2 separate regions of the Homo sapiens genome follow, and region 2 is linked to region 1. The links are chromatin loops, found by intact Hi-C in ENCODE. Cell type or tissue: heart right ventricle. All regions are shown on one strand. Links, peaks and the distances in the headings refer to the core of each region. The heading gives the core; the rest is flanking DNA. Region 1 overlaps CDC45 (cell division cycle 45). Region 2 has its middle 41 kb from the start of LINC00895.

The links. Hi-C counts contacts between places; a loop is a spot of excess contacts. Peaks named below come from ENCODE experiments on the same cell type or tissue, not always from the same donor. Only the 100,000 strongest peaks of a DNase experiment are listed, where the experiment ranks them.
Region 2: a loop joins it to region 1, with 2.3 times the contacts of the local background. A loop is called at or near these places in 5 of 110 quality-filtered maps.

The regions. Positions count from the first base shown.
Region 1 is chr22:19,513,581-19,517,962 of GRCh38, forward strand. CDC45 (cell division cycle 45) reads left to right here. Exons shown (of 19, transcript NM_003504.5): 14 at 1,169-1,307; 15 at 1,385-1,468; 16 at 2,947-3,065; 17 at 3,237-3,313. Among named protein-coding and RNA genes, the nearest start is that of CLDN5, 8.6 kb to the right of the region's middle. RefSeq lists enhancers at 903-1,403, 1,404-1,904. In heart right ventricle, for the core only: no CTCF peak of the experiment used is centred there; DNase peaks (open chromatin) are centred at 1,781, 2,781, 3,371 and 3,731.
Region 2 is chr22:19,605,150-19,609,531 of GRCh38, forward strand. No RefSeq gene overlaps it. Among named protein-coding and RNA genes, the nearest start is that of LINC00895, 41 kb to the left of the region's middle. RefSeq lists enhancers at 209-776, 777-1,344, 1,827-2,400. In heart right ventricle, for the core only: no CTCF peak of the experiment used is centred there; a DNase peak (open chromatin) is centred at 2,517; H3K27me3 peaks cover 2,482 bases.

The DNA.
Region 1 (4,382 bases), core at 244-4,243:
CTGCTTTCCACTGTCCCCATGGATGTCCAAATCTTGGCTGTGCCTCTTAGTTTAGTCCAATGTTTCTTGGGATCTTCATCTTTGTTTCATTTACTCCCTCATTAAATTAGAGCACAGTTCTTAAGTAACATTCAAAGAAAGGGCGCATGTGAGATAAACTTTCTGAGTTCTTATATATCTGACAATATCTTTATTTTACTATTTCTTTACTATTCCCCCCACAGAAAACATCCGTGTTTTTTATTCTTGCTTTTCAGGCTTCCTGGAATGACGATGCTCTGTCTTATTTTTTTGCCTTACATTTTCCATAGCTTTGTCTTGTTATCTATGTTGAGGAAGTTTTTCTTGACTCCAGACTTGGAGTGGATGTTTTATCTTTTGCAACTGTTTTAATTTCCATCAACATTTCCTAGTTTTTAACTCTTCCTTTTTCATAGCATCCTGTTCTTGGTTTAGGAATGTAAGAGTTGCACACATCTCTCTGAAGATACTAATTAGAGTTCAGTTTAACTTTCTTTAGTTCTCCAAATTATCTGTTTCTTCAGGGTTATTTTTTTAGGCCATAGGCATTTCTCAAATGGTCTGATGTCTTTCATATTCAAGAACGGGATTGTGGACCCTTGGCTGGGCCATGGGTATCTGGGCACAGCTCACTGGTCATAAGACATCGTTTCACCTTAGCAGGCAGGAGCCAACTGTGACACTTTGGGACTCCCCACTGTAGGGCCCAGAGGCTTTGCTTGAGGATTCTACTTATTCACAGATGGTACATTTCATATACTCAGAGGGGAGCCTCCCTTTTTGTGGGGAAGAGTAAAAATCTATCTGTTGGGTTTGAGGGGATCCCTTGTCCAACCTCCAGCCCTTGCCCAAGCCTCCCCTGTGTCAGAGTCCTCCTGGGCCTTCAGGATCTTCCCTTTGTTGGCTTTTAGTTTCCTGTCTTCTGATACTTGCACCCGCTCCACCTCTCATTTGCATTACTGTGGGTTTATACATTTTAAAAAATTCTTTCCTTTCATGTGAAAGACAACTCAGGAGGGAAAGAAGATAAATTCTTACCCCCAAACCTCTTCCTGAACCAGGAACCAAGCAAACTATTTGTGACTTTGGTATTTTACCAAGAGTTCCTGACAAGCACCACCAAAGCCATGTGTCTGCCCTGTTACAGGAGTAACCTGGACAAGCTGTACCATGGCCTGGAACTCGCCAAGAAGCAGCTGCGAGCCACCCAGCAGACCATTGCCAGCTGCCTTTGCACCAACCTCGTCATCTCCCAGGGGCCTTTCCTGTACTGCTCTCTCATGGAGGTCAGGCTTCCCACAGAGCACAGGCGCCTGGTCACAGCACCAGTGGCTTCGTCTGACCATCTGTCTCGCCTCCGCAGGGCACTCCAGATGTCATGCTGTTCTCTAGGCCGGCATCCCTAAGCCTGCTCAGCAAACACCTGCTCAAGTCCTTTGTGTGTTCGGTGAGGGGCCAGGCGGGTGCTGTGGGTACAGGAGGGCAGGTGCTTGGAGAGCTCCCTGGATGGGGAGTTAGATGCTGGCCTTGGGGTGCCTGTGGCTGTTGACCAGCTGCAAGGTCTAGGCACATCCATTACTTTTTCTGAGCTGTCTTTTTCTCAGCTGACCCCTAGGAACCTTCCAGTTCTCTCAAGCTCTGATTCATCACTGGCTGTCTAAGTCACTCAGACAAGTAGGGAGGGGCCCTTGCAGAGTGAACAGGGCTGGGGCTTGTGTCCTATTGTTGCAGGTCAGGGAAAGCGGGATGGTTGTAGCACCGACTGGCTTCCCAGCAACAGCTTGTCCACTAAGCTGATTTCCTGTGCCTGGCTTTGTCTTCTGTGTGGCCTAACCCCCTCTTTGCGTTGGCGTGGAACACACTCCTAACTTGGCTGGCTTTAGGGCAGGGGTCCTCACCTAGCCGACATGGGGCTCCTCCCAGATGTGACATGTCAATAATTGAAGTCCTCCTCTGCTTCGAGGATGAGAGTTTATGCCGGGGGCTATTTCAAACAAAATGTGCTAACAGGAAGTTGAACTTTTCTTTTGCCGCTGAACTAACCAGTAAAATGATGACAGATGACATGTGTTCTATCAACCAGGTAATGTCAAAGATAAACTAGGGACAGAGCATGGGCCTTGACGTCCTCTAGGCTGTGTTCAAAGATGAGCCTCCTCATTTGCCAGTTGTGTGACGTGAGGTAGATGATCTGACCTGATCCTCAGTTTCCTCATCCGTGAAATGGGTGAACACATACCCACTTTACAGGATCCATTCATTTACCAGACATGTATTGAACATCCACCACCTGCCCGGCCCTGTTGTGGAGTGACTGCCCATCCTGGTGCACATCCTGGGACACCCCTCAGTCCTAGACACACCAGGAATACTGGTCACCTGGGCTGTAGGGTGTGGGTGCAGCAGGCACAGCAGAGAAGGAAACCCTAAACCTTTATCCTGAAGGAGCGTGCCGGCGGGGGGGACGAGGAGTGGCAGCTGCGGTTAAGATGAGGGGATGTGCTGCCAGGGGATGGAGCAGGATGAGGCGGGGTGGGCTGGGGCCTCCTGGAGAAGGTGGCAGCTGCTGCAGGACCTGAAGGAGGTGAGGGAGAGGATAGCAGGGCAGGCTCCTTGCAACAAACAGCCAAGGGGCAGTGGGGCTAGGCTGGTAGACAAGGAGGCTCGGGGACACAGCATCACAGCCACAGTACCATGCTGTGGGTACGGGAGGGCAGGTGTTTGGAGAGCTCCCTGGACTGGGAGTTAGACACTGGCCTTGGGCATCTAACTTGGGGTGGCTGGGTGGGGACCAAGGCGTCTCCTGGTGACAGCGTCCCTGGAGGCTTTGGGGAGTGGAGTGACTGGGCGCTGTTGGGCTCTGGGCTCTGAGTGTTGAGCTGGGGCCCACCATACCCTGACGGAGGGTGCTCTCCGACTCCATAGACAAAGAACCGGCGCTGCAAACTGCTGCCCCTGGTGATGGCTGCCCCCCTGAGCATGGAGCATGGCACAGTGACCGTGGTGGGCATCCCCCCAGAGACCGACAGCTCGGACAGGAAGAAGTGAGCAGCTTCCACTCGTCCTGGGACTGGAGGGTCGGGGGTGTTGGGGTTATCAGCTTATTAGCCCTGCTGAGTAGAGTGGTATTTGCCTCTAGTGTCTGTCCTGGGGCGGGGGGTGGGAAGGGTCCATTGCAGGCCGCCTGGCCCCCGACATGTCTTGTGTGTCAGCAGCTTTTTTGGGAGGGCGTTTGAGAAGGCAGCGGAAAGCACCAGCTCCCGGATGCTGCACAACCATTTTGACCTCTCAGGTGAGAGTCTCCTGCCACTCTGCCACACTTTCCCACCTGACCCTTTGAGGCTATTGCAGGCCCTGGAACCAAGCAAGTTGGCATGGCTGGAGGAGCCTGGCCAGCAGCCCTCTTGACCTTCCAGATCTGGCCCTGGGACAGGCTACTCCTGGTGGCTCAGGGAGCTCTGGTGAACCTCAGGCCCCTGAGAGGGAAAAAGTGTTTTCCAGGGAATGACTGGCCTGGCTGTGGCCTTACAGCGGCCTTACAGCCAGTGCTAAGGATCACTTTCCCAGCAAGCCTAGGGGACTGGCCACCAGGGCCCGTGTGCCCCGATCTCACCTGTCAGGGTTGGGTTGTTTCTGTTTCATGGGGTGAGGGAACAGCAGGGCCCGTGATGACCCAGGACACCAACCCTTGCTGCGCCAGCCACCTCTCCACAGGCCGGGGTGTGTGTCGTGATAGGTGCTACCTGTGAGATGGCTGGGACACCGGCCCCACCTGTGTGTCAGATGAGCCCAGAATGGATAGGCCTGCCTGCCCACTGCTTCCCCAGCACCAGCACGGAACATGGTTCACATTCGGCTGTGTTGGCGTTCTTATTATTGTTGACAGGTTTTAAAGTAAAACAGACGTATTGATATTTCACCCCGGGTTAGTTTGCTAAAGCTGCCATAACAAAGTGCCACAGACAGGGTGGCTTCAACCACGTGTCTCCTCCCAGTCCTAGAGGCGAGAAGGCCCAGGTCAAGGTGGGGCAGGGCTGGCTTCTCCTCAGGCCTCTCTCCTTGGCTCACACAGATGACCACCTTCTCACTGTGTCCTCACGTGGTCTTTCCTCTGCATACCTCCTTGGTGTCTGTGTCCAAACCGTTTCATCTTCCAAGGACACCAGACAGATTGGATTAGAGCCCACCCTAACAACCACATTTGAACTTAATTACCATAGTCACATTCTAAGGTCCTGGGGGTAAGGGCTTCAACATAGAGATGTGGGGGAGACCGTTCAGCTCATAACACCCTCAGTACTTCCTGCACCTCTGAGAAAGGATATTTTCTTGCCTCATCACCACGGATTCCTCAACAATGA
Region 2 (4,382 bases), core at 262-4,261, 92 kb after region 1:
TGGCCAGATCCCAGCACCGCTCTACCCCATGGCTCAGGAGCTTACTATGTTTGTTACATTGCTAAATGGTCAGAAAGAAGGAAGAAGAAAGAAGGAGAAGAGGAGGAGGATTATTATTCACGATTGGCCTAAGGGGCTCACACCTGTAATCTCAGCACTTTGGAAGGCTGAGGCGGTGGACTGCTTGAGGCCAACTCAATCCCCGTCTCTACAAAAAATTAAAAAATTAGCTGGGAGTGGTGGCATGAGCCTGTACTCCTAGCTACTCAGAAGGATCGCTTGAGCCCAGGAGTTGGAGGCTGCAGTGAGTTATGATCGTAAAAAATAAAAAGATTTCATGACATGTGAAAACGATCTGAAATTCTAATTCACTGTCCATAAATGAGCTTTACTGGAACACAGTGGTGCCCATTCCTTTTGCTTTGTGTGGGCTGTTTTGCTCCCACGGCAAGGTTGAGTAGCTGGGACAGAGGCCATGTGGCCTGGAGAGCCTAACATATTTACCAACTGGCCCTTCCCACAAGACGCTTGCCAAGCCCAGGCCCTGCGTTCCCTCCCTTCCTGCGATGACAAAGTCAGGTTGGTAGTCACATTTCATGGGGTTGGCACAAACCGTTGGTGCTTAATCGGAGTGGAAGAGGCTGTGCTGGGGGCCAACTGCACAACTGCACGGGTTCCAGAGAGAAGGCAGCGGCCCACATGCCATCAACTGTCCCACACCTGTGGCTGCCAGGGCCTGCCTCCGAGGGACGCCCCCCTCCGCCCGCCGTGTGTTCATTAAGAGGGCCGGGGTCTGTGGTGGCCCCACAGGCAGCGGGCCTCTGTCCTGTGCTCAGGTGGTGCTCTTTGAAGGGTGGCAGGGCCGGGGGCTCCTCTTGTGCTGCCAGAGCTGGTCCCAGAGACCCACCTGCCCAGGGCCAGCCCGTGGGATGGCAGCCCCGTGCGTGACAGTGGCCTTCGCATAGTACCATCTGCTCCCAGTGGGGCGGTTCTAGACTTGCTCTGGGAAGCAGCCTTTCCAGATAACAGGAGACACCCCAGCCAGTCGGTGGGGAAGCAGGCCTGGGGTCGGCCACGGGGACTCTGGAGGGTCTCTTCAGGCCACGGCTGGTGTTTCCTGAGGAAGTGGGGCCGACACAGAAGGGCCAGGGCCGCGTGGTTGAGAAGTAAGGATGAGGATGATGGGGGCTGCTAAGATCCCTGGCCCCATCACTGTGCAGCTTTTCTACTCACTTGTGGTAACAAACGCCCAACATGACATTTATCATCATAACCATTTTTAAGCACCCAGTTCGATAACCTAAGTATATCCTAAGTATATCCTTAGTATAACCTAAGTATATCCGCGTTGTTGTGCATCCAGTCTCCAAAATCCTTTTCATCCTGCAAAACTGAAACACTGTACCCACTAAACCACAACTCTCCTTTCTCCCTTCTTTTCAGCCCCTCCCCAGCTTACCATTCTGCTTTCTGTCTGTGAATTTGGCTATTCTAGAGAACTCATGTCAGTGGACTCACTCCGCATTTGTCTTTCTGTGACTGACTTATTTTACTTTGCATAATATCCGCAAGGTCCATCCACGTGGCGGTGTGTGTCCGAGTTCCCTGCCTCTCCAGGCTGAGTGATGCTGCCTTCTGCGGATGTGTCATCTTTTCTTTATCCATTCATCTCCTCATGGGCACTCAGGTTCCCTCTATCTCTTCAGCATGGGTGGGCATTTGCCCCAATCCTGCTTTCGCTTCTTTTGGATCTACACCTGGAAATGGTGTGCTGGATCAGAGGCTCTTCTTACTTTTAACTTTTGAGGAGCAGCCACACTGATTTCCATAGCAGTTGCACCATCTCACATTCCCACCATCGGCACACGAGGGTCCCACCGTCTGCACATGAGGGTCCCACCGTCTTCATTCACATCCTCACCAGCATGTGTGTGTGTGTGTTTTTTTAATAGCAGTCATCCTAGTGGGTGTGATCCGTTTTGTTTTAAGTAAGGCATAATTTTCATACAACAAAATGCACAGATCTTGTTTCCCATAACAGGAGTTTTGGCTGATGAACTTTCATGAAATCTACATCCCACCCAGGGATAGGACATTTCCGGTGCTCTGGGAAGCTCCCTCTCACCTTTCCCTGTCATCCCTCTCCACCCGGCACCGGGTTGCTGTCACACCGGAAGAGCAGTGCCTGCCCCTGCCCTTGGTGCCGATGCACCCACAGTAAAGACAGAAAGGTTTGCGTGGGCCCAAGCCTGCCTCCCCATTAGGCAGCCCTGCTCAGGGCTGCTCCTCGCACCCGGGGAGGAGGTGCCTGTGCCTCCAGGAGCAGGGAGAGGGCTGGGTTTGCAGGTGCCCTGCATCCAGCTCCAGCCTCTCCCCAGCCCGCTGTGTTTGCTTTTGGAGGGCTGAGCACAGGATGTGCCCGTCCTCTGCCTGATGACAGTGGAGTGATGTCAGGCCAGGTGCTTCCCGGAGGGAGGCAGGGCGTGCAGCCTGCTGCCTGGCAGGGGAGGGGGTGGGCAAGGTTCCCAAAGAGAGAGCTGAGCTACGGGCCGACTATGCATCAGCGATGTTTACAACAGCTTCCCGCCCTCACCAGTTTCGAAGTTTGCGTTTCCATTCTGAGAGCCTCATTTTCAGCCCCACTTGCTGCTAAAGGGCAGTTTATCTTCAGAATCAACATTCGGATAGAATCGCGCACCCTCTAACCTGGGAGCAGAATGTGCTCGGCTTTGACAACTATACAGTTTTTATGAGCAGCAGGTTCCTGAAAAGCTTGTGTTCCCAAGGCCAGGCTGGTGCCACGGGAAGGCCTGTCCCAGGCTGAGCTCCGTCTCTCCTCCCGTGGATTTACTCAGTAACGTTGCAGGAGTCTGAGCCCCGACAGTGTCGTGGGTTCATTCAACCTTCAGCAAATCATTATTCCTGTCAGACGCTTGGGATACAGAGTTGAGCAGGCTGGGAACCAGGGGGCAGACTCAGGGGATGACAGCATCACACATAAATACTCATATCCACCTAAGTGTGCATTCAGGCTGGGTGGTCAGGGGGTCCCTTAGAGGAAGCCACACCAGAAGGGTGGATGGGATTTAGCCAATGAGAAGAGCTGAGGTGGTGAGTCTCAGGGGAGCTCGGATGCAGCCTCTGTGGGGAGGTGTGTGAAGGGCCATGCCCTAAACAGCGTCCAGGGCAGTGGGGTGGCCAGCCCCTGACTGAGGGGGTTAATGGGGGTGGTGATAAGCCCCAGAACCAGAATTGCTTTTCAGGCCTCAGTGGCTCAGATTCCAGAGGCTTTGGTGTCTTTGGCAGAAAGAGACTGAAGTTTCTATTTCAGTTCTCTCAGTGAAAACCAGCATTTCTCACCCAGGCTTTCATGCTTTGGCTGAGTTCTAGGCTCCTTTTCTCCCAAGACATGGAGCAGATTCCAGGCTGGTGGCCGTCTCTGTGTGGTGCCTGAGCTGCGTGGCATCGATGGCTGTGAGCTTTGTCCCCACTGGCTCACGAGCTCACAGGGCCACACTGCCTTCTCCACACCGTACCCCACAGCATCGCGGTGCCAGTGCCTCCTGGCCTCCAGAGGTGGCTATTGGCTGCCTCATGCCTTCCTCAGAGATCTGGTTTTTAAAGTAAAGTGAGGGTCAGTAAATGGAGGGAGACAGAAGCAAAGAAAAATGGGTTGGACACAGAAAACAAACTGGCTGTCAGAGCTCTGATCTGAATCTCAGGCATCCTTTCCTTTCTTTTAAAAATATGTGATTGTGGTCAAACATACAGAACATAAAAGGTCTACCCATTTTTAAGTGCGTAGTTCAGTGGTGTTAAATCCATTCTCACTGTGCTGCAGCCACTCCCTAGAACTCTTCATCTTGGCCTGGTGCGGTGGCTCACGCCTGTAATCCTAACACTTTGGGAAGCTGAGGCGGGCGGATCACCCGAGGTCGGGAGTTCGAAACCAGCCTGACCAACATGATGAAACCCTGTCTCTACTAAAAATACAAAAATTAGCTAGGCGTGGTGGCACATGTCTGTAATCCCAGGTACTCAGGAGGCTAAGACAGAAGAACCACTTGAACCCAGGAGGTGAAGTTTGCAGTGAGCTGAGATTGTGTCATTGTACTCTGGCCTGGGCAACAGAGTGAAACTCTGTCCCAAAAAAAGAAAAAAAGAAAAGAACTCTTCATCTTGCGTGAATATTAAGCATTTTTTGAAAAACAAAAGGAGGCCAGGCATTGTGGCTCATACCTATAGTCCCAGCACCTGTATTATCAAGGCCCAGGGTGTGTGCCTGGGTGTGGCTTCCTTCCTGGGAAGGATCACTTCAGTCCAGAAGTTCGGGACCAGCCTGAGCAACATGACAAAACCCCGTCTCTACAGAGAAATGCAAA